Regions from separate parts of the Mus musculus genome. Here regions 1, 2, 3, 4, 5 and 6 are each linked to region 7. The links are chromatin loops, found by intact Hi-C in ENCODE. Cell type or tissue: left cerebral cortex. All regions are shown on one strand.

The links. A loop is a pair of places that touch in the nucleus more often than their neighbours do. Peaks named below come from ENCODE experiments on the same cell type or tissue, not always from the same donor. Only the 100,000 strongest peaks of a DNase experiment are listed, where the experiment ranks them.
Region 1: a loop joins it to region 7, with 4 times the contacts of the local background. A loop is called at or near these places in 24 of 42 quality-filtered maps.
Region 2: a loop joins it to region 7, with 2.7 times the contacts of the local background. A loop is called at or near these places in 4 of 42 quality-filtered maps.
Region 3: a loop joins it to region 7, with 4 times the contacts of the local background. A loop is called at or near these places in 7 of 42 quality-filtered maps.
Region 4: a loop joins it to region 7, with 2.6 times the contacts of the local background. A loop is called at or near these places in 10 of 42 quality-filtered maps.
Region 5: it touches region 7 in a loop (8-fold over the local background); 7 of 42 quality-filtered maps call a loop at or near these places.
Region 6: a loop joins it to region 7, with 7 times the contacts of the local background. A loop is called at or near these places in 10 of 42 quality-filtered maps.

The regions. Positions count from the first base shown.
Region 1 is chr11:58,177,587-58,181,586 of GRCm38, forward strand. It overlaps Mrpl22 (mitochondrial ribosomal protein L22), which reads left to right. Exons shown (of 7, transcript NM_175001.5): 7 at 1,692-1,980. The coding sequence ends at 1,903. Among named protein-coding and RNA genes, the nearest start is that of Gm12250, 4.3 kb to the right of the region's middle. In left cerebral cortex, a CTCF peak has its summit at 2,198 (motif pointing right); DNase peaks (open chromatin) are centred at 889, 1,812 and 2,191; H3K27ac peaks cover 401 bases.
Region 2 is chr11:58,193,056-58,197,055 of GRCm38, forward strand. No RefSeq gene overlaps it. Among named protein-coding and RNA genes, the nearest start is that of Igtp, 4.5 kb to the right of the region's middle. In left cerebral cortex, no CTCF peak of the experiment used is centred here; DNase peaks (open chromatin) are centred at 452 and 1,905.
Region 3 is chr11:58,101,762-58,105,761 of GRCm38, forward strand. Cnot8 (CCR4-NOT transcription complex, subunit 8) reads left to right here and starts at 2,209. Exons shown (of 7, transcript NM_026949.5): 1 at 2,209-2,447. In left cerebral cortex, a CTCF peak has its summit at 2,320; DNase peaks (open chromatin) are centred at 2,246 and 2,797; H3K4me3 peaks cover 2,030 bases; H3K27ac peaks cover 1,236 bases.
Region 4 is chr11:57,948,902-57,952,901 of GRCm38, forward strand. It overlaps the pseudogene Gm12245. Among named protein-coding and RNA genes, the nearest start is that of Gm33078, 39 kb to the left of the region's middle. In left cerebral cortex, a CTCF peak has its summit at 2,285 (motif pointing right); DNase peaks (open chromatin) are centred at 2,286 and 3,952.
Region 5 is chr11:58,497,071-58,501,070 of GRCm38, forward strand. No RefSeq gene overlaps it. Among named protein-coding and RNA genes, the nearest start is that of Olfr331, 3.5 kb to the right of the region's middle. In left cerebral cortex, a CTCF peak has its summit at 2,424 (motif pointing left); a DNase peak (open chromatin) is centred at 2,429.
Region 6 is chr11:57,960,036-57,964,035 of GRCm38, forward strand. No RefSeq gene overlaps it. Among named protein-coding and RNA genes, the nearest start is that of Larp1, 47 kb to the right of the region's middle. In left cerebral cortex, a CTCF peak has its summit at 2,330; DNase peaks (open chromatin) are centred at 2,538 and 2,711; H3K4me3 peaks cover 1,298 bases; H3K27ac peaks cover 1,177 bases.
Region 7 is chr11:58,299,217-58,303,216 of GRCm38, forward strand. It overlaps Gm39827 (a long non-coding RNA gene), which reads right to left and starts at 3,397. Exons shown (of 4, transcript XR_001780091.2): 1 at 3,327-3,397; 2 at 2,961-3,205. It overlaps n-TEctc10 (a tRNA gene), which reads right to left and starts at 3,032; the gene lies at 2,961-3,032. n-TLcaa3 (a tRNA gene) reads right to left here and starts at 3,364; the gene lies at 3,258-3,364. In left cerebral cortex, CTCF peaks have their summits at 2,136 and 2,740 (motif pointing right); DNase peaks (open chromatin) are centred at 2,071, 2,755, 3,044 and 3,380; H3K4me3 peaks cover 2,186 bases; H3K27ac peaks cover 1,739 bases.

The DNA.
Region 1 (4,000 bases), 120 kb before region 7:
TGCCAACACCTAGGAGACAGAAGCAGATGACTCTCTGTGAGTTCAAGGCCAGTCTGGTCTGTAGAGCAAGTTCTAGGACAGCTAGAGTTACATAGATTATTGGGGGCAGAGGGGTGGTGGACAGAAAAGATAGATGAATTATCAAGTGGAAGGAGGTGAATAAAGGTTCACATGTAAACTTTAAGGGTCATTTTTGTTTTATTTTATGAGTATGAGTGCTCTATCTGCATGTATACCTGCAGGTCAGAAGAGGGCATCAGACTCCATTATAGTTAGCTATGAGCCACCACATGGTTACTGGGCATTGAACTCAGGACCCCTGGAAGAGCAGCCAGTGTTCTTAACTTCTGAGCCATTGCTCTAGCTCCTAAAGGTCGTTTTTATAATGTGCCTTTGTCATAAGAATGACTGAAATGGAGCCTTCTAGTAATCAGGCTGAAAGACCTGCTGGTCTGTACAAGAGAGAGAAACACAGGCAGACCAAACCCACTGAATCATCCAATCAATGACTGAGCAAATGAATCACATAGTTCTTAAGAGAATAATATAAAATATATGTAAACAAGTTCAACATCCTTAGTCAGGTCGGGCAGTGGGAGCCTTAAACACTCAGAAACTGACTAGGCCGAGCACCTGGTACAGCCGCACCATCCTGAGCACACACCCCAGTCAGCATGCCATAGACACCCACACAGCCATGTGACTGGGGCACTGTGGAGACTATCCAAGGTAGTACATATGCCCAGGCCACCGTGTGCGCCATAGGTGGGGTCAGAAGACAGTTCTGCAGAGTCACATCTCTTCGCACCTTTATGTGGATTCTAAGGGCAACCTCATGTTGTCAGGCTTGCATGGCCACTGCTTTCTGTACTGAGCTGTTTGCGGTCCCGTCCCTGCCTTGTCTGCCTGGGTGCTGGAATGGAGTTTTCCTTTGCCTGTAGGACCATATGTAACCTGCCCCCGTGCTCATCTCTTGTTTGTGTGCCTCTTACATATGCTCAGTGTCAGTGTGCCCCAGCATCTGCCTAAGCAAGCCGAGCGTGCTTGCGTCAGGAGCAGGGATGGGGGAGACTCTGGTCTCAGGTCAGGTTTCTCTCTCTCTGGGATGACTCTTTTATTTTTATTTCTGAGGCTTAATGCCATGTGGCGCATGCCTTTAATCCCAGCACTCTGGAGGCAGAGGCAGCCTGGTTCTACAGAGTGAGTTCCAGGACAGCTAGGGCTATACAGAGAAACCCTGTCTCGAAAAACCAAAAAAAAAAAAAAAAAAAAAAAAAGACTGGTCTCAAACTTGCTGTATAGCTAAGGATGATTTTGAAGTCCTGATTCTCCTGCCTCTGCTTCCTGGATTACGCACCAGTACCACACCTACTCTCGGGGCTGCCTCTTGGCATCTCTTCCATCCTATCAATCTGTGACTTGTTTGATTCATGAAACTTGCCATTAATTGAAGCTATTTTCTGTCTTTCTGTCCAACGTAATCTGGCAGTGGGTCCATGCCTCCTCTAGAGCAGTGCATGGTTCCTGGTTAGTGCTCAAGAGACTTGTGTTTGAGAGGACTGTGTGCTTGCCAACCACCAAGCTCCTGCACGCTTATGATCTACTAAAAGATGGGTCAGAACCTATCAGCTGGTACAGATGCAGTCCTATGGATAGCAGGCATTTCCCATAATTCTCTTTCCTTCCTCTAGCTGAGTCTACCTCAGGCCGAGGCCAGTGCCTGAAGCGCATCCGTTACCATGGCCGAGGTCGCTTTGGCATTATGGAGAAGGTCTATTGCCACTATTTTGTAAAGCTGGTGGAAGGACCCCCTCCCCCACCCGAAGTACCCAAGACAGCAGTTGACCACGCCAAGGACTATATTCAGCAGCTTCGCAGCCGGACCATCATCCATACTCTATGAGATCTGTGCAGGTCATCCTGGCTCCACGGTGTATATAGCTTATGTTTATTTTAAAAAGTAAAAACAAGTGATTTTTATCTGTTTCATTGAATTATTGAAGTGTAGTGTATAACTGCAAAGTTTCGTGTGTGTGTGTGTGTGTGTGTGTGTGTGTGTGTGTGTATGTGTGTGTGTGTTGGGCGGTGGGGGCAGTATGTATCCTGGTGTGCATGTGCAGAGGCCAGAGGATTTTTCAAGAGGACTTGAAGCAGCCTTACCACTGCATTCTAAAACTAGACAGTAGGTGGCGCTCTTCTGCCAGCAACAATCAGTTACCAAAGTACTACTGTGACTCATAGATTCCTCCCTCCCTCCCTGAAAAATGGCATTGGAGTTTTGATGTGGATTGCTTGAATCTCTATGTTACTCATACTAGGAACACTTTAACCAAAATCCTCAACTCCAGGCTCTTCCTTTCTTTGTTGTTGTTGTGTTTGTTTGTTCTTTTGGATTTTTGAGACAGGATTTCTTGGGGTAGCCCTGGCTTTTCCTGGAACTTGCCACACTTCTTAATCCTTTAAAACAGTTCAACTAGCTGGGGGCCGAATAATGTAATCTATGAGCCTATGGGGACATTCTTTTGTTTTATTTTTTTTTAAAGATTTATTTATTTATTACATATAAGTACACTGTAGCCGTCTTCAGACACTCCAGACGAGGGCGCCAGATCTCGTTACAGATGGTTGTGAGCCACCATGTGGTTGCTGGGATTTGAACTCAGGACCTTTGGAAGAGCAGTCAGTGCTCTTAACCGCTGAGCCATCTCTCCAGCCTATGGAGACATTCTTATTCAAACTACCACAGTTTTTTTTTTTTTTCCATTTAGTGTTGTTATTTTATGTGTGTGACTGTTTTGTCTGTATATGTGTCTGTACACTATGTGCATCGTTTGCAGACACCAGAAGAGGACTTCAAATCTCCTAGAACTGGAGTTACAAATGGGGGTCGGCTATCCTGTGTGTGCTGGGAATTGAACCTGGGTCCTCCTCAAGAGCAGCCAGTGCTCTTAACTGCTGTGCTTTCTCTCCAGCCTGCACATTCTTTTTTTTTTTTTTTTTTTTTTTTTTTTTGGGTTTTCAAGACAGGGTTTCTCTGTATAGCCCTGGCTGTCCTGGAACTCACTTTGTAGACCAGGCTGGCCTCGAACTCAGAAATCCGCCTGCCTCTGCCTCCCGAGTGCTGGGATTAAAGGCGTGCGCCACCACGCCCGGCCAGCCTGCACATTCTTGACAAAGGTGCGAGAAACAAGGAGAGATGACAAGCAGGGTGTGCGTATGCACACACAGAAGAATAAAATGCCCGTCTCTCTGCCTCTGCAAACCGCAGCTCGGAATGGGTCAAAGACCCAAGTACAGCTAGAAATGGGGAGAAGGAAAAAACAAAGTTCAAGACACTGGTGAAGAGGCTGCACATGGCTTCTGTCTAGCTAATAGCATCCAGGCAGCAGAGGCTGCTGGCTGAGCAGAATCTCCAACGAGAGCAAAGGGCAGGATCCACATCCACAGGAGCTGAACGGAATCCAGTTTCAGCCTATTGAGGAACTGATTACCTTAATCCCAGCACTCAGGAGGCAGAGGCAAGTGGGCCTCTGTGAGGCTGAGGCCAGCCTGATCTGCATAGTGAGTTCTAGGCTAACCAGGGCTACACAGTGAGACTCTACCTGAAAAGCAAAACAAAAACCCCAATGTTTAAAATAAGCAGATGATGTGAGTATCCCTTTGGGAAAACAAGAAATGCCAGTAGCCCAGGGGTAGATGAGAACCAGTGCTGGGGGCTTTCAGAAAGGCTCCAGGGTGGGCTGACCGGTTCTGAGGCTCTCTGAGAAACTGCCTGGCCTGTGTGAGGTCTTGGTAAAGGGTGGGGTTTGCTTTGTTTTGTTTTATGATTTCAAAGTTACTTTTGTTGAAGGGTTTGCCCATTTTGTCTCCAAGTTTGCCAGCATGCATCTATGTGAATATCCTGTGTTTGCAGTAGTCGGGAGAATGCAACACACCCTTCCTTCAAAAGACCTGTGTATCCTCATCCCCAGAATACCGAATGCCCTAGGAATGTGCAGGG
Region 2 (4,000 bases), 110 kb before region 7:
TTTTATTCATTTATTTTCTCTCCCTGTAGGGAGCACAAGTGTGTGCCACCATGCACTTGTCAGAGAACAACTTTGTGGAACTGTTGGGGTTTGTTTGTTTGTTTTCTGTGTGGGACTCAGGAATTGAACTCAGGTCCTCAGGCTTGGCAGCTTTTGCCCCGAGCCAGGGATCTGTCCATCATCTTTGTACCCTGAGCCTTCTCTTTGGCCTTCAAAGGGTTCTCACTGGCCAAATCCATAAAGGAGGAAAGGAAAATAAAACCAAACACAAAATAAAAAAACCAACCAACCAAAAAAAAACCTTCTGGCACCCACTGGATCCAAAATTTAAAAATATCACCCCGACAGTGGAAAATGCTGAGCCTCTTGAAGTGGCCACTGCTGCACAGGGCTCCACAAATATCCCAAAGATATGTCCACCTCAGAAAAGCACACACTCAGCATGAGCGTGTGCTTTTCTGAAATGAGGCTGGAAGAAAGCCCTGGAACAGTCTCTGGCTTGTGTCTTTCTGTCAGGAAGGAGCTGGTTGGTTGAGACTCAACAGTCACAAACATCAAAAAGGAAACCAAGCTGGCAAGTGTTAGCTTCTTTCTGGGCAGCACCAGCATTTCCAGGAAAAGAAAACTGTTTTTATGATTTCGGGACCCTCCCTAAGACTTAGAGGAGGACCCAAACTTGGGACTTCTGGGCAGCTAGACCTACAATAGAACATACGTGGATAATTCATAATCACATAGCCTCAATAATGAACAGCTGCCAAAACATAAAAACAAAACCAAACCTACAGGAAGATAAGGACCACCCAAAGCGATAGCAGGACACTAGAGGGACAAAGGTGGAAGGTGAGTTGCTGATTACTGTCCACAGGGCTGCAAAGCACCTCTAGACCTCTGGAACTAAGATACTGGATTTGAGAGTAGTTATAAGAAAGCTGTGGACAAATAGCACATACTTTGCAAGGAATGTGTTCCAAGTGGATGCACCTGTTGGTAGCTAGGCAACTGTCCGTCACCCCTGTGCTCACCCTTCCTGACCCACAGTGCATGTGGGTGGTCCAGGCTTTACTGTGGGGGGAGGGGAGGGGGAATGAAGAAAGAATAGATAACTGTCACAATTGCAGACTAGTTTGGGAGATACATTTTTTTCTGCTGTGAAATACACACATAGTAGCAGCCTGAGGTCAGTGTTACATACTAAGCCCTTATTTCCCAAGAGAAAGAAAAAGTGATTGCCCCTTAGTCTGGGAAACATGACTCTATTTGTATAGCAGGGACTAAGAGCCTGAGTCCTGGTGAGATTTCAATGCTCGATGGCAGAACAGGCTTACAAAGGCAAACAGGATAGCAGAGCACACCAGAAAGCCCTTGTTTGTGGGTTGGTTTGTTGTCTTTTGATGTTGTTGTTGTTCCTGTTCGGAAGCTTGTATTATTCACTTTTAATGGGGCCTTTATTTTTATCTTGAACACTTTTATTAGCAAATTGTTTTATTTTTAAAGATTTTATTAGCTAGGCGGTGGTGGCACACGCCTTTAATCCCAGCACTTGGGAAGCAGAGGCAGGTGGATTTCTGAGTTCGAGGCCAATATATGTGTATATGTGTGTGTGGGGGTGGGGGTGGGGGTGGGGTGGGCGGATGGGGTTTGTACCCCATGTGCCTGTGGAGGCCAGAGCCATTGGATTCTTTGGAGCTGGAGTTGTAAGTGGCTGTAAACTATAGGATGTGGGTGCTGGGAACCCAACTCCAGTGCTCCCCAAGAGACATGTTAACAGCTGAGCCATCTCTCTATCCATGACCAAATTATTTTAGAAGGTTTAAAAATATAGTGTCTCTAACTGAGTGTTTTGCATGTGTCAAGCAAAAAGTGACTAGAATGGATAGCAGCATGAATAACTCAAACACAGATGAGAAAAATCTGTCTTGGAACCTGGCACCATCTATCAGTAAGAGTAACATGGTCTATTGGTTTCTAAAAACTTCCTGTGTGGAAATTTAGATTTTGCTAATATGACATAAAGAGCCTACACCCCAGATGTGAATCTTCAAGACACTCAGAAAAGGTAGATGAACATTTAAAGATGGGGCTGTGACCAGGAGAAGCCAAGAGATGGGACTAAAAGAATATTGTGAGGGCTGGGAGAGATGGCTCTGTGGGCAAAGCACTTGCTGTACAAGTGGGCAGACCTGAGCTTGAAACCCCAGAATCTACATAAAACTTAGAAGGAATAGTGCGCTTGTCTGTAATCCTAGAGTTCCTACTGAGAGATGAAAGGCAGAGATGGGAGAGGCCATAGGAAAACCAAAGGCCGGCTAGCCTGGGGGAACAGACAGGTTAAACAACAGTGAGATCCTGTCTCAAAATTCGGTAGAGGTGAGTATGAACACCATATACACACCGTGGCACGTGTGCACCTGCTTGCGCGCACACGAACACACACAAATATATGCAGATTTAAAGATAGTACAGACTATGAAGAGCTGCTGCCATTCCCTGCTATGGACATGGCTCAGTGATTAAGAGAACTTAAGCGCACCTCACCCCACCCCCAGCCCCTCTAAAGTTGCCTGACATTCATCGCTCAGAAAAGTTGGGGCTCCTTGCTGTTCAATAAGCAGCCTCAGCCTGGTGAGGCCGAGCCTTTGCTTCTCTGGCTCATTGTCACCTTTCTTACATTTTGGCCATCCGGACAAACCTCTGAAAATGTAAATTCCATTTCAGCATGCCACACTAGCACTCATGAAGGCCATGCGGGCGAGCAGAGAACTCCTGAGTTTTGAGGGGAGGTTGAGCTCAGGAGGAAGTAGTCTGTGTCCCTTAACCCAATCTGTGTCACTTCTAGCTCCCGAAAGCCACCTGGTTACCAGCACGTAGATAAATGGAGATCTATTATTTTCAACAACAGCAACAACAAGTTTCTTTTGGCTAACTTACATCCCAAATTATTGAGAATAGGGCTAACTACTCCAAGGGGCTGTCAGGGTGTAGGGACATGTTCACCAGTTTTACTGCACACACATCTGGGTCATTATCTAATCTGAGAGTAGAAGCAGGAGGAGGAGGAGGAGGAGGAGGAGGAGAGCTCATCTTTGGACCTCACCATGAACTTTTCCCTTACTTTGAATTGGGGAGCAGCTAGCTTTATGATAACTGGGACCCTGACTCTGGCACTTTGTGAGGTGAGACGTGCAGAGAGCCACCTTTGTCCCAAGAAGAGCAGGGAATCAATGCCCTCAGAGCCACAGAGCATTTCTGTGTCACAGGGAGACAACTGGAGTATGAGTTGGGGTCAGATGTAGGAACCAGGTCAATGAGACACCAAATCTGTCTGATCTGGAGCTAAGACCTCCCTTTCTCACCTCAATCTTTGAGAGACACCAGGATCCTTTCTTTAGTTTCAAAGCAAATGACAGGTGACTTCATTAACATGGACCACCAGAAAGGGAAGGCTCTATCGAAGTCTGCCTGTATATAGGCACATGCATGCATGCATATGTGCATTATTTTCATGTGTGACACATGACCCACAGCATGTAGCTTCATGCAAACACCTGGGAGTGGGTACAGCACCCACATCCCTGGACAGTGTCAGCGATGCTCAGGACAGCAGAGCACACAGCAGAGCTGACAAGCCAGATCTTCAGTGTATGTAACACAGGGATTCACCCCTGAGCCTCTTCACATCTTGCTGAGCGAAGGCAACAAGTAAGAGGTGATGGATTTTGAGGTGACTAGTTCCTGTACTTCTGTGGGGAGATGATGTACAAACATAGCTCCTATGAGGTTAACCATGTCCAGGAGGGTACATAGTCCTGGTCCCGGGATGAAACTCTAACTCCAGACTGCCCCAGCTGGGAGCCGAGTTCTGGGTAAATGGCTTCTTCAAGAACAGGCTACATGTGCTCTGCATACCCTGTGTCCACACGCTGCATCTGCTGAGTCCCTTTGCCATGGACTTTTATCTGGTGTCCAGTCCATAAATACACGCTGCCGTGCCAGCCAG
Region 3 (4,000 bases), 200 kb before region 7:
GTTTACAGCATTTTAGGGGTTGTAAATTTAGGCACTTATTACTTATTACTAATAATTACTTATTACTAATCTGGATATATTTATATGTTTATGTCCCAAATACTTCAATTCAAATGTATTTTAGATATTATTTTCTTACATATAATGTGCTTTTCCTTAAGATTTATTTGTTTGTTGCTTGCCACCAATAAGTTTATTGGTGTGTCTTTAGACACACCAGAAGGCGGCATCAGATCCCATTACAGATGGTTGTGAGCCACCATGTGGTTGCTGGGAATCGAACTCAGGACCTTTGGAAGAGCAGCCAGTGCTCTTTAACTGCTCTCCAGTTCCTATTGAACTTTTTTTTTTCAAGGCATACCTTTGTTTAGAACTGGGGGGGTGGGGACAATAGTAATAGGTTATTTTTCTGCCGCTGGGAAGGAGGAGTAGGAGGGGGAGAAGGAAAAGGAAAAGAAGGAGGAGGAGGAGGAGAGAGACAAAAATGTCTGGACTATATAGGGAGGAGCCTGTGGGGAAGGGCAGCCCAGCCCCTTGGCTGGAAAGTTCAGGGTTGGAGGCAGGGTATGCCAGGTAGGGACTGAGGGATGCTGGGAGAACCTGGTGGCCAGGTCTGCTTTGGCGTGTAAAATACGCACCTCAGTCCCTTGTCCCAGCATCCAAAACCAAATATTTAGGAATCCAGGCTGCCCATGGAGAGGCACCATTCAGCTCTTAAAAAGATCCATGTTATAACCATGCTTCTCTGTATTTTCAAAACTATGCTTTTCCAGTTGAAGAAATGTGTTCAAACTTTAGTTTCTCTTGTTTGCAGTTTGAAAGCCATTGTTTAAAGTGTAGACACTCCCCTCCAGTCCCTCCAGAAATACAATTAGTGTCTGTGAGAAGCTCTAGGTGAAGGGTGTGTGTGGGGGGGAAGCCAGGTGTTTCCTGTTCAACTCTTTCAGAGCACACCAGGCCTATTGGTGGCAAGAACCCCCCCTCCCCCCAAATTCCATGCTTCTCACATGACTAGCACATGCTAGGTCCACCCTCTCCTGAAGGACTCAACGGCTGCTCCTCACATGACTAGCACATGCTAGGTCCACCCTCTCCTGAATCGAATCACAGAACAGAGCAAGGACATGCACTGAACAGACTGAGGGAAGGCAGTGTCTACCTAGCCTAGACAACCCGAACACCTCAAAAGAGGCCAGCCCTGCAGCTAGTCCCATCAACATTGTTGCAGGGAATCCACCGCAGCTACAGTTACTGACTGCCCAGGCCTGGTTCTTTGTGGTGACGGTTGTGGCTTGGTCTAGGGTTTCATCCTCATCACAGTCTTGTGTCTCTATTTACAGATCCTGGAGAGAAACAACAAAGGCTGGGCTTCAGAAACTGTCCCTGACATCGTTACCCCAGAAGCTGGCTGTGCGATTTCACAGTTTGAAAGGCTAGCTCTCATTTAGTCAGTAAGTCCTATTTTGGGGATTTCTTCTGGAATAAAAGTTTAAAATGAAAAGGGCAAAGTGACTGGGAGACGGGATGTCAGAAGGGGGACACCTGCTGTATGCTTACCTACGGCCCCTAGGAGAGGAAGCACCAGGGGAGGGGAGGCGCTCTTCGGAGGTCTTAGTCTTCTTGCCCCGTGGGAAAGCACGAGGTGGCGATACATCCCAGCATGGCCTCGCTACCAGCGAACCCCCTACTCTCCCTGACTGGCCCCTCTCTCTCTGCACTGACCCACAGTGATACCAGGGACACAGCGGACAGCACAGGCCCCGGAGCAGCGCTGCTTAGGCCGTCCAGGTTCTGGGAGGCAGTGCTCAGCTGACCTCATTCATGACTCGGTTTGGTGGCGCTCTCCCACCCCTACCTAATGGTCATCCAGAAGGGGTTCTGTGAATAGATGGTCAGTGAATGAGGGGTTCAGGTTGCAGTAATCGAGGGTCAGGACACCCCATGTGCCCTGCATCATCACCTACAACCAACAGTCGTAATATGCTCTGATGTTAGGAAGTGGGGCCAGTTCTAGATCCCGTCCTTTCCCGAGGCGCGACTCATGATACTCCAGAACCTAGGCGGGGACCAAGTTTACACTGCTAGACGCCGTTTGAGGCCTCAGGGCAAACCTCGTTTTACGCACGCGCCCTCCGCCAAACCCAACTTTCTCGCTCTGCGCCTGCGCAGGGAGGCGGGGCGTAGGTATCTGAGCGCGCACGGGGGGACGGAGCCGAGACCGGCGGGACCGCGCACGCCTGGAGTGACGCGGAGAGTAGGCGAGTCGGGAGGGCGGACGGGTAGAGTGGTGCAACCTCTTGGTTTGGTGCCCATCGTCGGCCGCTCTGGGCGCCAGGACTCACGTCTCCCTGTCGAGCTGGGTTTCTGGAGCGGATCCGGGGCAAGAGGGAGGAGAGCTCGGGGTCAAGGGCCGCTGCCGCCCGCACTCGGCGGGGCCGCCAGCCAGGGTAAGCAGGTTAGGTTGCTTACGGTAGGAGCAGGAGGCGGAAGTGCCTCCGTGGCGACCCATCCTACACACGGGAACACTGAGGCACAGAGGCTACGGGGCTCTCGGTCCCCGGAGTCCAGCCTGGAGGCCTAAGGAATGGTGGGGGAGGCAAGAGGCCGCTCTGCTTGGCTCTTGGGGTGCTGCAGCTTTGCGTGGCAGGGCCGCCGTCGCGGAGCCAGCAAGCTGGATGGGGTGCCGTCTAAGTCCAGGGCTGTGGCCTGGAACGCTCCAGAGGGGACCTGTTGCCATTTCTTCTAACGGGCCGCTGCTTCCTCCTGCGCCCGTCTTGCACTGCTAAAGCCTTTTGTTTAGTCTTCTGGAACAGGGAAGTGAAGCTGATTGTCTCCCAGACGCTCTGGCGCAAACAAAAGCCGACGACGAGCAGGAGACACTCAGTGGAACTGAGTTCTGCACGGCTAGCAGGGAGAGCGTGGTTTCGTGCGTTCGCACTCCTCGCTCTTCAGAGCCCACCTGGGTGCACAGACACCCTGCTCCCAAGTTTGGATAATCAGGAGCGGTCACAACAGATTGCTTGGCAGCCTAGGGTGTGTGTGTGTGTGTGTCAGTGTTTTTGTGTCTGTGTGTGTGAGAACACAGGGCAGTGTGTGTGTGTGTGTGTGTGTGTGTGTGAGAACCCCTTTCTTTCCCTTTGTAGTTTCAAATGTAGCTTGGTTTGGGGATCGAGTTTTAAAGCCAGCCTGTGAGGCAAACATTGCATGGGATCAAAATTTTCCTTTAAGGGAGAGATCGCACAGCTGTTGATACACTCAACCCTCTCCCCCTCACACTCATAAAAATAAATCTTTAAGGGAGAACGCAGCCTCAACCTCCGAACCTTCCTGAAGAATTTTGAAGGATAATTTTTTTAGGGTTTAATGTTTATTAATGTATGAATTTATAATTAATATCACGAGTGTGTTGGTGGAAAAAATAGGCCGAAAAGGCGTCAACATTCTCAGGGGCTGGAGTTACAGGCATTTGTGAGCCAATTCACATGGGTGCTGGAAACCAAACTCTGGTCTTCTGGAAGAGCAGCAAGTGCTCTCAACTGCTAAGCCATCACTCCAGCCCCATTCTTCTTTAAGCTATTATTATTGTTATTGTTATTATTTATTGTGTGTACACAAGTGCCAAGTTGTCCATGTGGAAGTCATATTTGGGGTTTATGTTCTTTTCTTCTATCAAGTGAGTCTGGGGCTCAAAACTTAAGTTGTTCTCAGCTTGGCAGCAAGTACTGGTTGCATACCTCCAAGCTGCCTCCCTGGTCAGTTTAGTTTGCTTTCTTTCCTTCTAAAAACAGGGTCTCAGCTGGCGATGGTGCTGCACGCCTCTAATCCCAGCACTTGGAGGTTGAAGCAGTTAGATCTCTGAGTCCAAGGCCAGTTTGGTGTGCACAGCCTGGGCTACATAGAAAAACCTGTCTCAAGGGCGCACACCTTTAATCCCAGCACTCAGGAGGCAGAGGCAGGCGGGTTTCTGAGTTCGAGGCCAGCCTGGTCTACAGAGTGAGTT
Region 4 (4,000 bases), 350 kb before region 7:
AGAGAAAGTTAGGCACAAGTCGCCTGACTTTCCTTCGGACATTTCCCCCAGGCTTCTTGTTTTCAACCTCTTCCAGATGGTGGGATTCTTCTTCACTTTGTTTGGAGGCCTTCCCACCTTTTTTGTCTTTTTTGTCTTTCTCCACAGTGAGATCCAGTATGACTTGTTTAAATTTGGATGCCATCACTCCTGGGCCTATCCTTGCCTTCTCCTCTTTCTAGAGATGCTCACCACCAGGTGCGCCGACCTGCTCAGCTCTTCCTCCTCCTGCTGCTTTCCGTGCTGCCCGGGCCGTGTGCTCTGCGCCACCAGGAACAGGTGCCTGGGGATGGCGGGCTAGAGAGAGTCAGCAGTCAGTACTCTTAACTGCTGAGTCATCTCTCCAGCCCCTGGTTGATTTTTTTTGTTTTTTGTTTTTTTTTTTTTATTGAGGCAGGATCTTGCTACTTAGCTATTAAGTTCCAAACCAGGCTACTTTTACGTAAGGCAATCCTCCTGCCTCACCTCTCAGATGCTGAAATATAAGTATAACGCATATCCTGGCTGTGTCCTGATTTTATTTTATTTTATTTTATTTTATTTTATTTTATTTTATTTTATTTTATTTTATTTTATTTTATTTTTTTGAGGATTTCTCTGTGTATCCCTGGCTGTCCTGTGTCTTAGTTAGGATTTTACTGCTGTGAACAGACACCATGACCAAGGCAACTCTTATAAGGACAACATTTAACTGGGGGCTGGCTTACAGGTTCAGAGGTTCAGTCCATTATCATCAAGGCAAGAACATGGCAGCATCCAGATAGGCATGGTGCAGGAGGAGCAGAGAGTTCTACATCCTTACCTGAAGGCTGCTAACAGAATACTGACTTTCAGGCAGCTAAAATGAGGGTCTTATAGCCCACACTCACAATGACAAGCCCACTCCAACAAGAACACACCTACTCCAGCAGGGCCACACCTTCTAATAGTGCCACTCCCTGGGCTGAGCACATACAAACCATCACATCCCGTAACTCCCTCTGTGGACCACACTGGTCTCAAGCTCACAGAGATCCACTTGGCCTCTTCCTCCCAAGTGCTGGGATTTAAGAGGTGTATCACCACTGTCCAGCATTTTTTTTTAATTTCTCATTTATATATTTTTAAAGAAAACTTGGAGTTTATTAAAATATTTACAAATTTTAGATTCTTATTACAGGTGTAAGCCGGTAGTTTATTTCTTTTTTAGTTGTTGTCAACTTGACACACGTTAGAATCATGTGGGAGGAGAAGTGAGAGACTGCTTCTGTAAGATTGGCTTCTAGACAAGTCCGTCTGCCATTTTCTTACTTAATGATTGATGTGGGAGGGCCCCACCCACTGTGCTAATGCCAACCCTGGGCAGCTGTTCCTGGGTCATATAAGAAAGCAGGCTTAGCAAGCCATGGGTGAGCAAGCCGGTAAGCAGCATTTCTCCATGACTTCTGCATCAGCTCCTGCCTCCAGGTTCCTGTCCTGAGTTCCTGCCCTGGCTTCCCTCAGTGGTAAAGAGTGACCTAAGAGTTGGAAGCTGAAATAAATCTTTCCTCCTTAAGTTGTGGTTTTATCACAGCATCAGAAGCCTAACTAAGGGGTGGGAGCTAAGAAGAGAGTATAAATACATAGTGCTGGAGTGTAAGTGTGAGAGAAGAGTCAGAAGTGGGCAGTGGTGGCACATGACTTTTATCCTAGCACTCAGGAAGCAGAGGCAGAAGGATCGCTTTATCCCTATAAGTTCTAGACTGGTCTGGTCTACGTAGCGGGCTGGAGGACAGCCAGGACTAGATAGAGTTCAGTTCTCTAAGCAGGGCAGCTCACAACCTGTAACCCCAAGGGATCTGACAGTCTCTTCTGGCCTCCTCAGTATGTGGCAGACACACACACACACACACACACACACACACACTCAGAGAGACAGACAGAGACAGACAGAGACAGAGAGACAGAGAGAGAGAGACAGAGTTAGAGAGAGAGAGTTAGAGTTAGTTCTGGGACAATTAGGGCTGCCAAGTGAGACCCTGTCTCAATGAAACAAAAACAGCCAGGCAGTGGTGGCACACACCTTTAATCCCAGCACTTGGGAGGCAGAGGCAGGTGTATTTCTGAGTTCGAGGCCAGCCTGGTCTACAGAGTGAGTTCCAGGACAGTCACCAGGACTACACAGAGAAACCCTGTCTCAAAAAAAAAAAAAACCCAAAAAGCAAAAACAAAAAACCAAAAGGCCATCTTGGCAAGCCTTGAAATATGTGCTTTATCATATATGACCAGTAGGTGGCGGCAAAGACAAGCAGATGAGCCAGCCTTTTTGACACCTAAATTTGTTTTTGCTTAGGTGAAAATTTATTCTTGCATTGTTTCCCTAAGCATTTATGCGACTAAACGTTAGGAAGCAGACAAGTGACAATAAACAATTATGTGTGTTCTCATCTCCTCTCTCCAAGTGTCATTGCTAGTTTATAAAGGAGGACACCAAGACTAGAAGTTGTCACTGCCTAAAGTCACAGCTTTAAAGTGTAATAGATGAGTTAAACATTTGGTGTGACCGGACAGAGTCTCCCAGTGTGGCCCATACTGGCCTCTAACCTGTGGCAAGCCTCCTACCTTTCCTGTGCTGGGTTTACAGCCTTGCTTCAACGCACCCCACAGAAATCTTGTGTTTGGCTTTCGCTCCTGGCTGGAGGAGAAAGCTGAGCAAGCGACAGGTTAAGTCAGGGGAGCAGGCTTCAGACTCCCTAGACTGCAACTTCTGTGGAGTGCACGGTGTGAAGCCTGTGGCAAGACATGATGTGAACTTCCTGCCACGAAGCAAGGCAGAGAGAAACCACTCGCCATTGGGGACTCCGGCTGTGTCATCTCCAGAACCAAGACTCCGACTTTAAAAGCTATCTTTGAAAGGTGTAAGAAAAGGAAGTGTAAAAAGAGGAAATAAAAAATGAAATTGAGATGGAAGTAGGGTAGGGGCGTGGCAGTGAAACAGGCCAGTAATGGCAATTCTCTGGAGGGAGTGTGTACGAATGTGGAGTTCAGCGTCACTCTTGGTAAAATGGGGAAGGGTCAGCAGCTTGAGATACACGAGACCCGTATAGAGACGTGCGGAAGGGGCCAGAGAAATAGCTCCGAGGCTACAAGAGGACCCTGGGAAAGCATAAGAAGGTGAATTCAGTTCCTGGCACCCACAGGGCTGCTCACTACCAACCGTATCTCCAGTTCCAGGGCACCGGGCACAGTCACAGTGCACATGCATACACGCAGATAAACAGCCATGCACATAAAAGACTACATAAATCTTAACAAAAATTTTAAAAGGTAGGCAATAAGAAAAAGCAACTTGCAGGGTAGGTGGCGCACACCTTTAAACTAAGCACTTGGGAGGCAGAAGCAGGCAGATTTCTGAGTTCAGGGCCAGCCTGGTCTACAGAGTGAGTTCCAGGACAGCCAGGGCTACACAGAGAAACCCTGTCTCAATAAAAAAAGAAGAAAAAAAATCTGAAAAGAAAATGGTAAGTAAGATCATTGAGATTAAAGAAGAGAATAAACAAGGGCTAGGACTGCAAGCATGAGCGGCTTCCACCTGGCTGGAGCTGTCAATCAAATGAAGCTTGGCTGCACCTCTGCAAGTGAGCACTCAAAGCCAAGCAGAGAAAGGAGGACTCGTGCTGCCCTGCCTCCTGTTGGGGTATACATGCTGAGCAGGTCTCCATGTTGGAGGTCCTGGTGTGCAGGCCCCATGACCACAGCCAGAGCAGATGCCCTCCCCCCAAGTTGCTTTAGGCTTTCACCAACGTGTGAGAAGTATAGATGTTTTGAGAAAAAGCTGGTAGGGGAGGATAGGTGGAGCCCAACAGGAGAGCGTGTGAAGTCTCCTTGTACAAGAGTGGGGGATTTCCAGACCAGAAGCTATTCCTAGAAATGAGGCCACCACACACCTGACACTGAGTGATGTCAGAGCTCCCAGCGGCACCCACTCAGGCATGAGCTATGC
Region 5 (4,000 bases), 200 kb after region 7:
TATCTATACAAAACTTTACTAATAACTTTGTCAGAAAAATTATGGTTTTTAACTCTCCATGAATCTGTAGAGCTGGTGACAGATGATGAATGCTTAGCCAAATAATTACTCCTAATGGATATGCATGTAAACATTCCCTGTTGTAAACTTATTTGATTTATGATTTGTATTTATGTGTCAACTTGTGATGAGTTTTTTTTTTTTCCCGTGTGATCATGTATTCTGAAAGACGTATAAGTGCTGAGGACAAAGAGCAGAGACGGGCCCTTTCCCCTTTTCCTTAGAGGACTTTCATAAGAAACATTAGCATTTAGAAATAAAAGCTAAAGCCACTTTTCTTTTCTTTTTTTTTTTAAATTTAATTTTATTTTTATGAGGTATTTTCCTCATTTACATTTTTAATGCTATCCCAAAAGTCCGCCATACCCACCCCCCCAATCCACTACCCACCCACTCCCCCGTTTTGGCCCTGGCGTTCCCCTGTACTGGGGCATATACAGTTTGCAAGTCCAATGGGCCTCTCTTTGCAGTGATGGCCGACTAGGCCATCTTTTGATACATATGCAGCTAGAGTCAAGAGCTCCGGGGTACTGGTTAGTTCATAATGTTGTTCTACCTACAGGGTTGCAGTTCCCTTTAGCTCCTTGAGTAATTTCTCTAGCTCCTCCATTGGGGGCCGTGTGACCCATCCAATAGCTGACTGTGATCATCCACTTCTGTGTTTGCTAGGCCCCGGCATAGTCTCACAAGAGACAGCTATATCTGGGTCCTTTCAGCAAAATCTTGCTAGTGTATGCAATGGTGTCAGCGTTTGGGAGCTGATTATGGGATGGATCCCTGCATATGGCAATCAAAAGCCACTTTTCAATATGTCCCCCTTTCTTCCTGCAACTTCAAGTGGTAGGCTGGGAGTTAGAGCAGAGACAGAGTTCCTGCAGAGATAGAACAGAGGCTGCATTTCTTAAACCCCCCCCCCCCTCCCGCGCCCCTCTGTTTTACTATGAGGTGTTAAGCCAGAGACTGCAGCTTCTGACCTCAGGAGCAACTCAGACAGGCAGGTCAGCTACAGAAGCAAAGCCCTTTAGGCTGAAGACAGGTGAATGTTTTATTATCAAACAGCAGCTCTAAATATCCCTTAAGACCAAGTCTTACTCCTGCCGATGCTCTCCCACGTATGCTTAACTTTCAAGAGAAAACCAAGAGAGAAGTGCCGGGGATGCCCCCACTGCACCCCACCCCCACTCTGGTACCCAAATGCTGAGTAAGTCTGACAGATGAAACTAAGGAGTGATAACCAGCCATGTGGCAGACAGACTAGTTTAAACAGGTTAATTAAGTTAGGAGCTATCTGGAGAACAAAAGCCTAGGCATTTATTGATAAAATATGAGACTCTGAGTTATTCGGGAATTGGGGCATGGATGGAAAAGCCCTCAGCTACAAATGGTATAAAAATGTAAGTTTTTTTTTTTTTTAAATCCAAGCTTAGAACCTGAGAAAAAGCCCTGGGTGGAAAGGCAGGGAACAGGCATTTCCCAGAGCCAAAAGTAGTTTTCTAAGGTGGGGTGGAGTGGGGTGGTGGTGGGCATGGGGGGTTGGAGTGGGAAGGCTAAATCCCTTCAAGAGAGAGCAAACCAAAAGCCACAGTGCATGTCAGAGGCAAGAGTCTTTTAAGAGGAGGACCATTAGTTAACTCAGCTGGCATGGTGTTGGAGCCATGCCTCAGTTTCTCGTGGCATGGAGTTTTAGCGCATTTCCCAGGCAGGGCGTTGAGACTGAGCCGCCTGGGCCAATTAGCCTGAGGAAAAAGCCTGCAATGACCGGGAGCCACAACAGGCAGTGGCATACTGTGGCCTGAAACCACCTTCCCAGAATGGGCAGAGGTTGGAGACAGGCCCAGCCCGATGTGGCAGGTCATGTGAGCCCGGTACTACTGGCTGGTGAAAACCTGCAGCCCTCTGGAGTTGGGGAGAGAGGGGTTCTGACCAGAGTGGGGCAGAGCCTGGGTCGGCAGCCTGCTTGAGTAGCTGAGAGACTTGGCAGAAGCCCGCTATAGAAATGTAGAAATGATGGGAAAAGCTGAGAAGTCAGAAGATTTGACGTGACACTTGGGGACTCCTTAAGGACAAAGTTAGAAATTAAAAAGAAAAATACTTTCTGTATTTAAAAAAATGGAAAACTCGATGACACCATGCAAACGGGTCCCATATAATTTTGCTACAATTATCAGCATAAAAAAAATCATATGTAAAATAATGATTGCAATTTTATATATCTTTCTTAGGAGATCAGAATAAAGCAAACTTAGAGAAGGAAAAGACTGAAAAATTAAATACTGAAATGGAGGCAATAGAAAAGAGATTGGAAAATCATGACTCAGAACGAAGGCTCTTCAGGGGAATCCAATCCGGAGTCTATGGCACCACCTTGTGATGAAATTACAAAATGTCAGTCTATAGAAATGCTAAATGAAGAGGCTCCAGCTATAAACCAACATAATCAGACTAGACGTATGGATATTGTCAAGGATCAGTTACTAAATGAGGGTCTGTATGCTGAGCTAAGAACATACATTATATTTAATGAAGTCCCTTTAGTGCAATGCCATACAATAGCTTATGTGTTTCATTTTGTAGAGTTTGAAAATTTAAAATTTCGTACAGCTGATGCACATTCAGAGTTCCAAGGGGCTTCTGCCTTGAACTCTGAAAAGTATGATTTTCAGAAGTGAGTATGACTTTCACCTCTAAAAGAAATATTGCACATTTCTTTTAGAGGTGATGGCTATCTTGGAGATGCCTTTAAAGACTGAAGCTGATAATGCTTCAAAATATGTATCCATCAGAATTCAACAACTTTTTAGACATTATGTCATAGAACATCTTACAGATGTATTTTACAATCCTCCAGGTCAATCAAATGTAAAAAGATCAACTACACTTTACAGGAAATGCTCATAGAACAGAAGTGATCTCCCAGAGATAGATTAAATTATTGACTTTAACAATTTTAAATGTCAACGAGACGGTTGCTAAAATGCACTGGGTTTTTGAAAGGACTGATGATTAGATCTGCTTGCCTTAACTTCAGAATGGAAGGAGGGAAATGTGTTGTGGAAGAGGTTTGGCCCTTGTTTTCACAAGAGAAAGAAACTATGTATTGCATCAAAATTAATAAAGATTAGACTTGAGTGGGGAGACCTTCTGAAAATCTTGGCAGCAGACATGAGGGAAGAAATCAAGAACAACAAAACAGGTAAAGTATATGCTGATCCATCTACATGGGAACAGCTCTGAGATTGCTGAGACATGAAAGTGTCTCTGTATAGCAAATAAATATAGTACAGAACCCTCAAGACTTAGCATGCCAGCCTTTCCTATGGCGTGGATGGAAAGTTTTATTACAGATTGGACATATTGTCCAAATGGACTTATAAGGTTTGATTTATTTTTCCTGCTTGAACACAGAGCAAAGAATAACCTTTAGATGATTTGTGCACACTGCATGTCACATACATAATGCAGAAATATATGTTACATTTGAAAGTTTATATGTTTGCAGAGTAAAGGATCAGACACCAAAGAAAACAAGACACAAAGCCCAGGTGATCCGACCTTACAAACTGCCTCAAATGCTGTTTCCTCAAGAATCTGCATCAAGGACAACGTTAGTTAATACAGCTAGCTAGCTATTCCAGCATCAGAAACTGCTCCACTCAGGACTTCAACACTATACTTTACCAGCACAGAGAGACTAAACAGCAAATGATGCAGTTAGTTCTAGGACTTGGCCAATATCCCAGTTTTCTTAGGGCCCCCCCAAAAGATCATCACCCTCAGGAAGCAATTTTAAGAGAACAATGCCCGAATGATTTATGACTTGTTTGTGCTTTGTAACAATCCATGAGACTTTGGAAGATGTCATTGGGAGAAACCTGAACCCATGTTCCTGAGCCATGGTCATTCATATTTGGCTCAAGAATAGGTGATTCCTCATTTACTT
Region 6 (4,000 bases), 340 kb before region 7:
CCTCAGAGATTTGGCCATGTGTCTTCTGGCTGTGTGCCTCTTTGTGCACATGACTTGAAAAGGCTGAGGCAGCTGAGGGGCCCTTAGATTAAGCTTCAAGAACTTATCTATAAACACACACACACCAAATTTTGCTTTGTGTTTGTTTGTTTATTTTTGGAGACAGTGTCTCGCTGTGTAGTCCTGCCATGGGCCACCACTGCCCAGGTTTATGGGGTTTTTTTGTTTTTGTTTTTTTGGTTTTGTTTTTGAGGCAGAGTCCTGGTGCTCAGGCCACGTTGGCCTTTAACCAAATACTCTCTTGCCTTAGGCTCTGGAGCACAGGGGTCTTTCAGTGTCACAACCAACTATATTCATGCATTCACTCTTTCTTTCTCAGTGTCTCATCAGATAGCCATGTTGGCCCCCAACTCACTATGCAAACCAAGAGATCTGACTGCCTCTGCCTCCTAAATGTTGGAATTAAAGGCATGGACCTCCACACCCATCCAGGATGTTTTATTTACAAAAATGATATCATGCTGGACATGGTGACAAACTTCTTTAGAATTCCTGCACTTGGGAGGCAAAGGCAGGAGGATTTCTGAGTTCGAGGCCAGCCTGGTCTCCTTCAGAAACTCCAGGACAGTCAGGGCTAGAGAGAGAGAGAGAGAGACAGACAGACAGAGAGAGAGAGAGAGAGAGACTCCATCTTAAATATATAATCACATAAGCACAAATCCTACAGCTTAAAAATGGAATTACTTTAGCCCAACACTCTAACCCTTTTTATTTTTTTTTTCCCCCACTGAGCCAAGAAAGCCATTTATAGCACAGTGCACAGCTATGGGCCAGAGACAGCCAGCAGGCTCAAATGCTGACCTCAGGAATCCACTGTGAGTCGGAGGGTGATTGTGAAAGTGTGAAAACGGTGTAGGAAGTTTCCTGGCATGAGGAGGGGCTCAGAGAAACTGGGTTAGGAACTGGGGAAGTAGCTTGGGTGGAACACTCTGAGAAGTCAAGCATCATCAAATGCAGGTAGATCTTCAGCGCAAAGGCTAGGGAGGGAGATTGCACGAGGGGCTGAGTTCAATCCCCAGTTCAATGATGGGGCCCACTGCGAAAGCAGAGAAGAGGGCAAGGCGCCTACGGACCCGACTGCTCGTTACTGGATGTATCACATGGGTAGGCGCAGTTATCCATCGGCCTCCTGCCTCCCCTTAGTAAGGTAAGGGCTCTGAGGCTGACATATGCATGCTGAGTGCTTTGGGCAAAACATGTGTACCTTCCTGCTCCTCCAAAGCTGGGAGGGCCTGTGTCCTCATCCTCCACGGAAGACTGCCAAAATGAGCCAAGAAAACAGCAAACTGGCATCAAGCCTGTAATCCCTGATGGGTGCTGGTGCACACCTGTACTCCCAGCACTCAGGGGGGCAGAAGCAAGCAGATCTCAGTTCAAGGCCAGCCTGGTCTACAGAGCCAGTTCCCGGAAAGCCAGGGCTACACAAACTCAAAAACAAACACAAACCTGTAATCCCAGCACTGGAGAGGAGACTAGAGTGTTAGAATTCAAGGTCATCTTCAGCTACAAGGTGAAAGCCCCCAGCCGATATAAAAATATGAGACCCTGTCTTAAATAAATAAATAAATAAATAAATAAATAAATAAATAAGGGGCTGGAGAGATGACTCAGCAGGTAAGAGCGCTGGCTGCTCTTCCAGAGGACCAGGGTTCAGTTCCCAGAACCCATATAAGTAGTTCACATCCATCTTTAACTCCAGCTCAGCAGAATTCCGTGCTTTTTTCTGATCTCTGCAGGCACCACACATGCACACATGCAAGGGACACATACAAATATATCCAAACAAAACACCGATGATAATGATGATGGTGATGATGGTGATGATTTAATACCAATACTTGAGAGACAGAACTCACAAAAGGTCTCTGCGAGTTCGAGGTCAGCCAAGGCTACACAAAGAAACCTTGTCTGGAAAAAAAAATCAATAACTAGATTCACAAAACGCTATGGTTCCTAGATACATTTTCATCTTTTTGTTATTATTATTTTTTTAACTCATATTACAATGTAGCCCAACCTGGCCTCAAATTCCCAGCAATCTTCCTGCCTCTGCCCTGTAGACCAAACTGTCCCTACTGAAGGCATACACCTGGCCTTAAGGATTTTGTTTGTTTGCTTTTAATTTTCCTACTTTATATTTCATTTTGAGGCAGGGTCTCTAGCTAACCTGGAACTGTGTAGACCAGGCTGTTCTCAAACCCATTCATCTACATTACAAAAAAATTTCTGTGAAAACTTCGCCAGTGCCTTCCAGATTCAGCCAGGAGGCAGATCTGTTTGGCTTTCAGTTCCCATCTGTGGTGCGCAGGGTAAACCGTCTCGGCCTGTCCGCCCGCCCCTGGGAACCCGGCTGAGTCTACCCTTCTCTAGACTCAGGCTCAGGCCAGATTCCCCAGGCCTCTGCAGCGGATGATTATCCAAGCAGGCCCAATCCACCCTGACAAAGGCAGTGCGGCTGGGGGGTGTGGCCACGGGCGGCGCGTGCACACGGCGGGGATGCGGATGAATGTAGATGAATGTAGATGAGGTGTGGTACCCAGCACCCCTGCAGCTCTCTTCGTGCCCTCTCTCTAGGTTTTCCTGCCTAGGTTAGCTTCCTGATCTAGGAGTCCTGTTGTCCTTCCTCCCCTACTCCCCGTGCCCTCTGGTTTCGCTTTCGTTCCTTCGGTTCTCCACCCCTATCCCCAATCCTCGGCTCGGGCTGAGTCATCGCTCTCTAGCCCCAGAGAGCGGCTAGCAGAGCGGGAAATTCAGCGGGGGCTCAGTCACAGCATTGTCCTGGGGCTGGCCATCGCCCCGACTCGCCCCTGCTAAGGCTGCTTTAATATGTTCTCTGGAAGATCTCCTACGCAGGATGGATCTACCAGAGTGCAAACGGAACGTGAGCGGTTGTCCAGGACAGGCATTGCACCTAGGAAGCTCATGGACACATACGGTCTGCACCTCATCTTTGCTCCATACAGTGTGACCAGTTGCCAGTATTAACATATATTTAGTAGAGAAAATTACATTCCCAATTCCAATAAAGGTAGCCTGTTTTCGGTTTCGCTCCGCACCCCCTGGAGTGGGGGGCGTGTTCACCTCCCAAGTGCTGGGATTACAGGACTGTGCCATCACGCGGGGCTGCCTCCTTTCCTATATAAATTGAAGACAAAAATGGGTGGCAGAAATTGATGAGGGGAGTTACAGTGAGCCCCAATTGTGAAATAGTTTGGTTCCATAATTAACCTAGAGGACAGAACAGTTTCAGGTGTATTTCTAGAAGAGGGTAGGGAGCCAGCACGAGGTAGCTGCTTCCCACACTTTTCCTTGCAGTAGCAGTGGAGACAAGACTGAGAAAGACGAAAGAAGGGCGCGTAAACTGACCATCGATGTGGCCGTCACTGGCTGGTTCATGATCATCATCTCCGGATCCAGACTGTGGTCTCAGGGCTGCACAGACAATGGCTGTTTTACTTGGCATTGGATGTGGAACCCTTCTCATCTTGGAAGAAGCAGGTGCTGAGGTAGTAGGGTGGGGTGGTTTCCAGCCTCCAAATGCTGAAGTTGTGCAGTGCGGCCTTAGACTAGGGTGGTGAGGCCCTGGGTTCCTGGACTCTGGTGCAGAGTGGCTGGCCCGGGGTGGGGGGTGGGGAGGTGGAGGGTGTGTCCTGGCATGAAGAGCCAGCCAACTCTACCCTCTGCCTATTCTCACCCATTCAACTGGAAACAAAGTGAATTATTTCAGAGAAATAATAAGACTGAACAGGTGTCTCCTGGTAGGATCTTTTTTTTTTTTCTTTTTTTGTTTTGTTTTTTCGAAACAGGGTTTCTCTGTGTAGTCCTGGCTGTCCTGGAACTCACTTTGTAGACCAGGCTGGCCTCGAACTCAGAAATCCGCCTGCCTCTGCCTCCCAAGTGCTGGGATTAAAGGTGGCGTGCGCCACCACGTCCGGCATCT
Region 7 (4,000 bases):
TGGCTTCGAACTCAGAAATCCGCCTGCCTCTGCCTCCTGAGTGCTGGGATGCATGAGCCATCTTACTCAGCATATTTTTATTTTCAGTCTTGCTCTTTTCTAGGCTAGGCAGGTTGATCCCCAAAAGGGCTCTTGTATCTGAATTGCCACACTCCCTAATTTGGGAAAATTTCCACTATGATTTTTATTAAAATGTTTTTGACAATGCCTTTAGTATGAAGTTCTGCTCCTTCTCTGGCCCTGACTCTTGGATTGGTCTTTTGTGTCCATCCATCTAGCGAGCCTTGCTTATACGTCCCCGTTCTTCGACCTCACCTTCCATATGTCTGGCCTATCAGTCTTTCTATCAGTGAGGCTTCCTCACAGCACCTTATTTGATTGCATGTGTTCTTCATACCCAGTATTTCAGTTTGTTTTTTCCTAAGCATCTCCATCTCTCTGCTGAGTTCCTCTTTTATATATTGTATTGATTCGATCTGTTTTTCACTTAGCTGGTTGTGCTCTCTTGGAATTCACCCAGGTGCTTATTTACGACTTCTTTCATTTCTTTAAACATACCTATAATCTTTCTTTTTTCCTTCTCTTTCTGGGATCTCATCTATTTTGCTCTACCTAGAGATCAAAACATAGCTGCCCTGTGCTGTGTGTCACACCAGGCAGGGCTGCACTGCAGGCCCAGGGCACAAGATAAGAATAGGCAAGGTCTAGCTTAGTGGGCTATGTGGCTCTGACTGGCCTGGGACTCAAGAGGGTAGACCAGGCTGACCTCAGACTCACAGAGATCTGTCTGCTTCTGCCTTCCAAATGCTGGGACGCAGAGGCAGACGAATTTCTGAGTTCCAAACTCGGGAGGCAGAGGCAGACAAATTTCTGAGTTCGAGGCCAGCCTGGTCTACAAAGTGAGCTCCAAGACAGCCAGGGCTATACAGAGAAACCCTGTCTCAAAAAACAAAAAAAAACAAACAAACAAAAAACAAAACAAAACAAAAAAAAAGAGTACTGACTGCTCTTCCAGAAGTCCTGAGTTCAAATCCCAGCAACCACATGGCTCATAACCACCCGTAATCAGATCTGAAGACAGCTACAGTGTACTTACATATAAGAAATAGGTTTGGAGCTGGGCGTGGTGGTGCACGCCTTTAATCCCAGCACTCGGGAGGCAAAGGCAGGCGGATTTCTGAATTCGAGGCCAGCCTGGTCTACAAAGTGAGTTCCAGGACAGCCAGGGCTACACAGGGTGTCTCGAACGCCCCCACCCCCAAATTAAAAAAACAAACAAAAAATAGGTTTGGAGGTCTCAAGAAAGTGATCACATAACCCCAGGGCAAAAGTTTTACTGTTGCAAAAGGGTGCACAGCTATGTCAAAGTGAATGAGCAGGCACTCAGGGGTCTCCGCTGGCATTTTGCTGCTAACACCCAGGGGGCAGAGCTCAGCCTTGCAAGCTCACACAACTGGATAATTTAAAGCAGTGCTGCTAGTGAGCAGTCTGCCACCGTGAGCACAGAACGCTGTTCATTTCAGGACAAATCGGGAGATTTTTGGGCAAATGATATTTTTTCCGTTTTTTTTTTTTTTTAAAATGATGTTTTGGGGGCTGGAAAGATGGCTGAGAGGTTGCAGCTCTGTTTGCTAGCACAGTACCCGTGTCAGGCGGCTCACAATTACTCCAGGGGCTCATGTACTCACACCTACATACCTACACATGCGCCTGCATATACACATAATTAAAATTTATTTTAAAAAATCTAATGTATTTCCCTTGTCTTATTTAACCCTGGTAGAAAAGACATACTTCTTTCTTGGTTCATACAGTCTGGGGCACACAGAGTAGACACCACACAGACCCAGAAAGCTAGAAAAGGTGCCTAGTGAGAAATGAATGCTTCCGCTGAAAGCGTCAGAAATGACTCATACAGACTCAATCCTGTGAAGATGTCAGAGATGTTAAGGACGTAACATAGGAGGCCTGCAGACATAGCAGCTCGCTGAGAAGCGCATGCCTTCTACGCAAGAGGCTTTTGGATTTGCGCTCCAGCACCGAGGAGAGAAAAGGGGCCTGTAATTTAGAGCATATATCCCGTCTAAGTACTTCCATTTGTTCTCCATTATTTTCCACAGGCGCTGGAAATTCCTAGAATGAACAGCAGGAGCCGCTGTGGAGGGAGGGCACGGTAGGCACAGCCAGGAGGAGGTTTGATTGAAGTTTTGCACTAAAATGGCAAACGTAGGAGGAGATGCTGGTGTCCGTGTCCTTGGGTGTCTGTGTGAAGTAACAGCAGGCAACTTTCAAATGGTAGGGCAGGGAGGTGGACACCTGTGAATATCCATCTATCATCTATCTATCCATCTATCATCTACCTATTATTTGGCTTCTAATCTCCTGTTTATCAGTTAGTAACCATCTATCAATCTGTTTGTTATCTGTCAATCACCTGTTATTTATCATTTGTTAATGTTTGTCTATCAATAATCTTTCATCTGCCTACCTATTATTTATTTGTCTTTCATCTGTTTGTCTACCTGTCATCAATAAACTATTTTCTGAAAGGCAAAGAATGTGACAAAATATTGACCAGGATTGACTCTAGGTAAAGGGCACATCAGTGTTCACAGCGCGGTTTGAATTATTTCTGTTTTCTAATTAGAAAGGCAAGTGCCAGCAGAGGGAGCAAGGCCCTTCCTCAGGAGCTACTGTGAGCCCCACCCGTGGGTAGCTTTGGGAGCCGCTGGTTCTGAAGGGGCGCCAGGGGGCAGTGAGTGCTGCTTTGTGTGCTTCGGATAACACAGTATTTCAGCGTCAAAGCCTGCCTGCTGGTGTTCATAAGTGCAGTACGGTTCTCTGTTAAAACAGAGAGTTACCGAATTCGATCTCAGCTGTATTTCTTAAAGATTTAATCCGATCTTTCATAAATAATGAAACTTGGAAAGTCGGGAAACAATACAAAGCAAAACAAGTACTTCCCTGACCGGGAATCGAACCCGGGCCGCGGCGGTGAGAGCGCCGAATCCTAACCACTAGACCACCAGGGAAGAGATAGTAACAGCCCTCTGGAGGCACTAGACTAGGTGACGACAATGGTGACGAACAACTGCAGTTCCGTTTGTGAACCAGAGACTAGGCAACCAGACAACCAGGCAGCCAGATGCTGGGGACGTAACAATGCCCGAAGCTGTGAGGAATCTTGTAGGAGAAAGGTGAGTTCCTGAACGGAGGAAAATAAAAGACACTCTTAAAGAGAGGAAAAAAAGGAGTTGTGTCAGAAGTGGGATTCGAACCCACGCCTCCATTCGGAGACCAGAACACCCGTAGGTAAGGCTTGTCACCTTGAGTCTGGCGCCTTAGACCACTCGGCCATCCTGACACTTGCTGAAACTGCTCAGCTCTACTTGTCCTGGATCCTGTGATGCAGCTGGCACTGTCCCTGGTCTCGAGCGTAGGAATTGCTGGCTTCTTGCTTCGCTTGGAGAAGATCCTAGGCCAGCACCGGACAGTGAGCTCTGTGCAGTCGCTGTCTGTGAACCCCAAAACGCACTTCTGGGTGAGACGATTGCAGCACTGAGCCTATGGAGTTGCAGCCGAGTACGCACCGTAACTCTTGCTCCCATGCAAACGCACCCAGCATTCGGAGGCCAGGCTAGGGGCTCTGCGTTTACCGCTCCGAGAGACCTGAGTTCGGTGAGTATCGCTCCAGCAGCGGCTGTACGACCCTGAGTGCTTTAGCTCCCAACGGAAGGCCACGCACCGCCCTGCAGAACAGTCATGGACCCGCTTGCGGATGGCCTTCCTCTGAGATCACCCGTCCTTCCCGTTTTTTTCTCTCCCCCGCAACTTTTTTCTTCATCCTTGCCTCCCTTCTTCCTCCACTTAACTTCAACCTTCCCTTTGCCTTGGTGAACTGATGAAGGAGATAATAAATACAGATGTGCAACTGGCGAAGAAAAAAAAACCCACCAAACAAACAAAAAACCGAACAAAACAAAACAAAGCACAAAGTTAT